Regions from separate parts of the Homo sapiens genome. Here region 2 is linked to region 1. Evidence: read pairs that join two places in POLR2A ChIA-PET (ENCODE). Cell type or tissue: IMR-90. All regions are shown on one strand.

The links. ChIA-PET counts read pairs that join two places held together with the same protein. Peaks named below come from ENCODE experiments on the same cell type or tissue, not always from the same donor. Only the 100,000 strongest peaks of a DNase experiment are listed, where the experiment ranks them.
Region 2: POLR2A ChIA-PET joins it to region 1 with 16 read pairs; 2 of 35 experiments call an interaction of 5 or more read pairs at or near these places.

The regions. Positions count from the first base shown.
Region 1 is chr10:75,403,511-75,406,010 of GRCh38, reverse strand. The region is part of intron 1 of ZNF503-AS2 (ZNF503 antisense RNA 2); the gene reads right to left. Among named protein-coding and RNA genes, the nearest start is that of ZNF503, 3.0 kb to the right of the region's middle. RefSeq lists enhancers at 1-542, 130-1,205, 543-1,283. In IMR-90, no CTCF peak of the experiment used is centred here; no DNase peak of the experiment used is centred here; H3K4me3 peaks cover 765 bases; H3K27ac peaks cover 527 bases; H3K27me3 peaks cover 292 bases.
Region 2 is chr10:76,903,781-76,906,280 of GRCh38, reverse strand. The region is part of intron 25 of KCNMA1 (potassium calcium-activated channel subfamily M alpha 1); the gene reads left to right. All of the region lies in intron 2 of KCNMA1-AS1 (KCNMA1 antisense RNA 1), which reads right to left. Among named protein-coding and RNA genes, the nearest start is that of KCNMA1-AS1, 17 kb to the right of the region's middle. In IMR-90, no CTCF peak of the experiment used is centred here; no DNase peak of the experiment used is centred here.

The DNA.
Region 1 (2,500 bases):
TTCTCAGAGCCCCTGCTCGGAAAGAGATTATAGAGGACTTTGCCATGAGTTTCTGGGAACTGCACACTCCTGGGGCAACCCGGGAGAAATAACCCGGGCCCTGAGAACATCCTACTCCAGGCAGTGTGGCTGCGCAAGAAAGGTTTATACGGCACACCAAGAAGAGAGAGCCAGAATGGGAAATACTCCCTGGCAAGTAAAAAAAAGGGAAAAGGAAAAGGAAATGAAGGAAAAAGATGGGGGAGCCCAGAAAGACGCGGGAGAGAAAACAAAAAGAAGGGAGGAAGAAAATAAATGAGAGCCGAGGAGAGCGCAGGCCGTGGCGAGACCCCGGGCCGGGCCGCGGCTCCTGCACGCCAGGCTTCTCCCCTGCCCCGAGCAGCGGCGAGGGCCGCGCGGGACTGTCCCCTACTGGCCCCGCGAATCTGGGCCTTGCTCCCAGTCAGGTGGGGCGGACCTGGGTGCAGAGGCCTCCGCGCGCGCTTTCTCTCCCCGCTCCCAGGGACCGCGAGGCGGGGCAGGACAGGGGTGGGGAGGCCCCCGGGGGCGCGCGCCAGTCCGGGACTGTTTGGGTGCTCTGGGCCAGGCTTTCCAGCTCGCCGGGCCTGACCTGTCAGGCGGATTATCTTCGAGGGAGATTAATAGGGGAGGCGGGCTGCAATAATAATCGTTTTGTTTGATGTGACAACTCTGATAGGCGTTGATTTACTTACAAACTGATAGGCTTTTAATTGAGCGCCTCCGCCGAGCCCGAGATGAAAGGGAAGCGGCGGTGAAAGGCGGCCCGCCTGCCCTCCGGCCTCAATACTGATTAGCCATCTCGACAGTGAATAGTTCAAGGCATTTTCAAACTTTTTTCCTCAGCTCTTTCCCCTTCCTTCTCCTCCTCCCACCCCCTCCTCCAATATCTGCCTTGCCCACTCCTTTTTTAGAGAAAACAAATCATTTCCATTGTTTGCAAATAAAATCCGCAGGACATCCACGCCAACTGCTGCTGGGGGTTGGAGGCTTTAGGCCTGGCGCAGAGTAATTAATGGCCCCCACTCCCGGGCCCGCGCCGGCCTTCGGGGGTTTGGCCTCCTGCGCGAGGTGCGCAGGCTCGGACGCTGGCGCCTCCCAAAAGCCCCGGGCGCGCAGGCCCCCAGGCGCCCCCATGCGCTCGGACCCTCGGAGTGGAGTTTTGAGAAAAGCGAACGCACGCTGACCACGACCCGCACCCACGCAGCACAGCGCAGCCCCACGAGCGTGTGTGGCCACACCGGGGGACGCAGGAGCCACTCCACGGCCCCCCCAGGCTTCAGGTGCTGAGGCTGCCTCCCCTGAGCCGCCGGCGTAATAAGCTGCTGGAATTAGAGGAGAGGGGGAAGAGCTGAGTCTGGAGGCTGGGGAGGGACGCCCTTGGCTGCGTCCCCCCCGGCCCTGTCGCAGGCCCCAGAATTTCAGTGCCCGGGCCTCGCGGGGAGGCCGCGGCGATAGCGGCCCAAAGGTGGGCTCGCGGCGTTAGGAGCACTACCATTGGTTGGGTCGACACCTAGACGGCCGCGCACTCAGTAACCAGGCACACATGGACACACCCGAAGGATAAGAGTGCTTCACAGACGCGCTGCCCCGCAGAGACAGCGTAGGACTGTCCCGCCCTCCGAAACGCGCACCTGGGACTTGCTCCCCGGAGACCAGACAACCGCCTCCCTCAGCGTGGGGCCTCGCCACCCGCTCGCCGACTCACCTCCCTCAGATGTCGCACGGACACTACAAACCCCCTTGAATGCAGGTGTGCTCTTACACGCTCACACTGACAAACACCAGCCCCAAGCACACACCGCCTCACTCCCCTCTTCTCTCCAAATGAGCTTCAGTCAAGTTACCATTTCATAAAGTTTACCAACCCAAAGAATCAAGGGATAAAATCCAAACGCAGAAAAAGAATGCCTAGGAGCAAATTCTAAAACTCACCCCGGAAAGTTCTCGGTACCCGTGCGGAGTGGGAGACAGAGAAAGAAGCCGGGGAGGGGAGTCAGGTGGGGGAGGGGAGTGAGATGGGCCAAGAGGAGAGGGCGAGCATACCAAGGGCAGTTCCAGACCCGACCCCCGCGCGCACCCGGCTCAGCCCCAGGTGCGCGCCGGTCGAAACCGGGTCTCCAGGCTCGGCCCCCGCCCCCCACGCGGGCACAGACTGGCTCCCGACTCCCAGAGCTCCCAGCCCCACCATTTATCAAAAGGACTTGACAACAAAAGAAGAGCCGGGGCGGAAAAGCGGAGGAGGGGAGATTCAAAGTCTTCTAAGTCGTTCCGAGGAAGGGGGTGTGTCCTCCTCCCCACCCCCTCTAATTTCTGCGAGTTCCTGGAGGAGACCCTCGAACCCGCTCCGGACGCTATCAGAGCCCCGATAACTCACGCAGCGCCACAGGCATGCATACACACTGGGCATCCAGGTCCAGGTACCCGGTGGCACGCACAGCGCCTCCCCTTTTCTTCCCAAACAACCCGAGTGACGGTGCAA
Region 2 (2,500 bases), 1.5 Mb before region 1:
AAGGAATCCTCTCTGTTTTTAGGGATGAGACTCACATATGAGTATTCAGATTTCTTTTTCATCCAGCTATCACTTTCTCCCAACCCCAGCCCCAACTTAAGCTCCACTTGGACCCTGAAAAGTGAATACTGGACATGGACTCAAGCGCCAGATGGCTTAGATCTGGATTCCAGAACTGCTGTTTACTGGCTGGGTAACCTTAACCTCCCTGTGCCTCAGTTTTCTCATCTTTAAAATGAAGATAGTAATAGTACCTATGTCACAGGGTTGCAGAGATGAGTAAATGGGTAAAGGTTGTAAAGCGATTAGAGCGGTGCTTAGCACTTGACAAGCTCTGTATGTATTTATTGTTGCTAGTGTTTTTAATCAATACATTTATTGGGCACTTACTGGACACCAGGCATGATTCCCCATGCTGCGGATTCAGTTGTAAAAAAGAAGGATGAAGACCTTGCCTTCATGTTATTTAAACTTTCATTCTAGTGGGTTAAGAGTAAATAGGTAAGTGAATAAATGAATAGTGTCACATAAGGATAATTGATTTGAAGAACATGAAATAGCTTGAATGGGTGTGGAGACCTGTTTTACCCTCAGTGGTCAGAGTAAAATTATCCTAGGAGGTAACATTGAAGCTGACACTGAAAAAAACAGAGGGAGAGAACACTATAAAGGCCAAAGCTGCACAGTGGTGACAAGCTGGGTTTGGTTTGTTGGAGGAAGCAGTTGGAGGCCATTATGGTTGGAATGTGGTAGACAGGAAGGCAATCAAGAAGGCAAGGCCGCTGGCCACACTGAGTATTCCGAGTACAATAGACCACATCTGGCCAAGTTCTAAGTCTGGAATGAGACACTTCAGACTTGGCGAGAGGATCCTCCTTCTTCTGAAAGCCACCAGCTTCCTCCTAATGCCACTGTTTCTGGATACGCTGGCTAGGACAGTGAGCTCATCACTGAGTTGATTCCTGAAGCGCAACCCTTGATTATTTTTTTGTCCAACACCCCATCCTCATGCACTCATTTTAGAAGAAGAAATAGCACAATATATTGGCATAGTACTTGGCTTGATATCTTGTTTCTAATAAAAGATCTGTAATAGAAGTCTCGAAATGTCACATTGCAGTCTACATCTACCCCACAGACAACTTCTGCATTTATCAAGTTTTTATTTTTAAATTGAATTTGTTGCCAATATTTTAAAATAAGATTTTATATAAAATCGGGGTTCCTGCCTTCTTTAAATTAGAGTCAGAAGGCAGAGTCCCAGATTCCCGTAAAGCAGCTATTGGCTTGAGCTGAGCAGCTGCTCCCTTTAGCCACAGTCCACACTACTCTCTATTGTATCCCACCAGGCCTGCTTCATTCATGTCCCTTCCCTGCTTGGTTCATCCCACTGTCCTGGCCTTACCAGCCTCCTGCGTTTTGCTTCTAATCTTATGTGTCTGCATTGCAATGTCTGTGGTCAGACAGCATCCTTGGCCTTCCGGTCACTTGCTTGTCCTCTGAGTTAGGAGGTTGTGCACATGATGTCCATTTTCCTTGAGCCTTGGACCTTTCCTAAACAGATACCAATCACACTGAACCATCGTTATTGAAGGAGCAGTGAGGAGCCACCTCCTTCTGAGGAGAAAAAGGGGAACCCTACTACAAGAGCTAATGAGTTCCAATGCACACAAGTTGGGAGTGTTGTCGTTTTTTTTTTAGAAAACAAGATTTAATGAAGCTTTAGGTTTGCAGGGCCTACCTAATCTGGAAAAATAAAGAAAAAGCATATTATAACAGTGTTAAGAGAAAGAGCAGAGAAAAGCAGAGGCCCCTTTTGCTAGTGTACGATACATCTGAGAAGCGTGAATGCCAGCCTATGGAGAGACCCATGCGCAGGATCCCCCAGGAGCTAGAGAGAAATTTCAATGTGAGCCAGTTAAGGCAGGTGTGTCTTTGCTCTGCCCACTGCACCACAATGCCCAGGGCAGGAGTTTGCATGTCCAGTGCATTCATATTTTCAGAACAAAGGCAGTGACTTGGAGGAGGGAAACTGGGCCATGAATTAGGACTTGTAGCTTCTGGTCCTGGCTCACCGGCAGCCCTTGCACATTTTTTCTACTGTTAAATGGGAATGATGTTACTCCTTATGACTTTCTGCTAATTGGAGAATGGCAAAGGCATATAAAAATCTTTCACAGAGCAGATACGTATTTCTTAAGATCACATGTAATTACAAAGAAGCAGATTTTTTTGGTATATATGCATGTACATATATGTATATATATTTATGTGTTTGTGTGCACTTATCCTCTCTCTTTCTCTCTTTCATGAACACACATCTTAGATAATATTTGGGAGCTTAGTGGGTAGATGAGTTGGGGTACCCAGAAGATATGATTCCATGTTCTCATCTTTAATATCAGAGAGCTGGCCTGTTTGCCAGAAACGAAGTTATATCAGTAAGACTGGAGGGTGTGACCGTCTGGAATGTGGGTTCACATGATTTACTGTCTTTCCT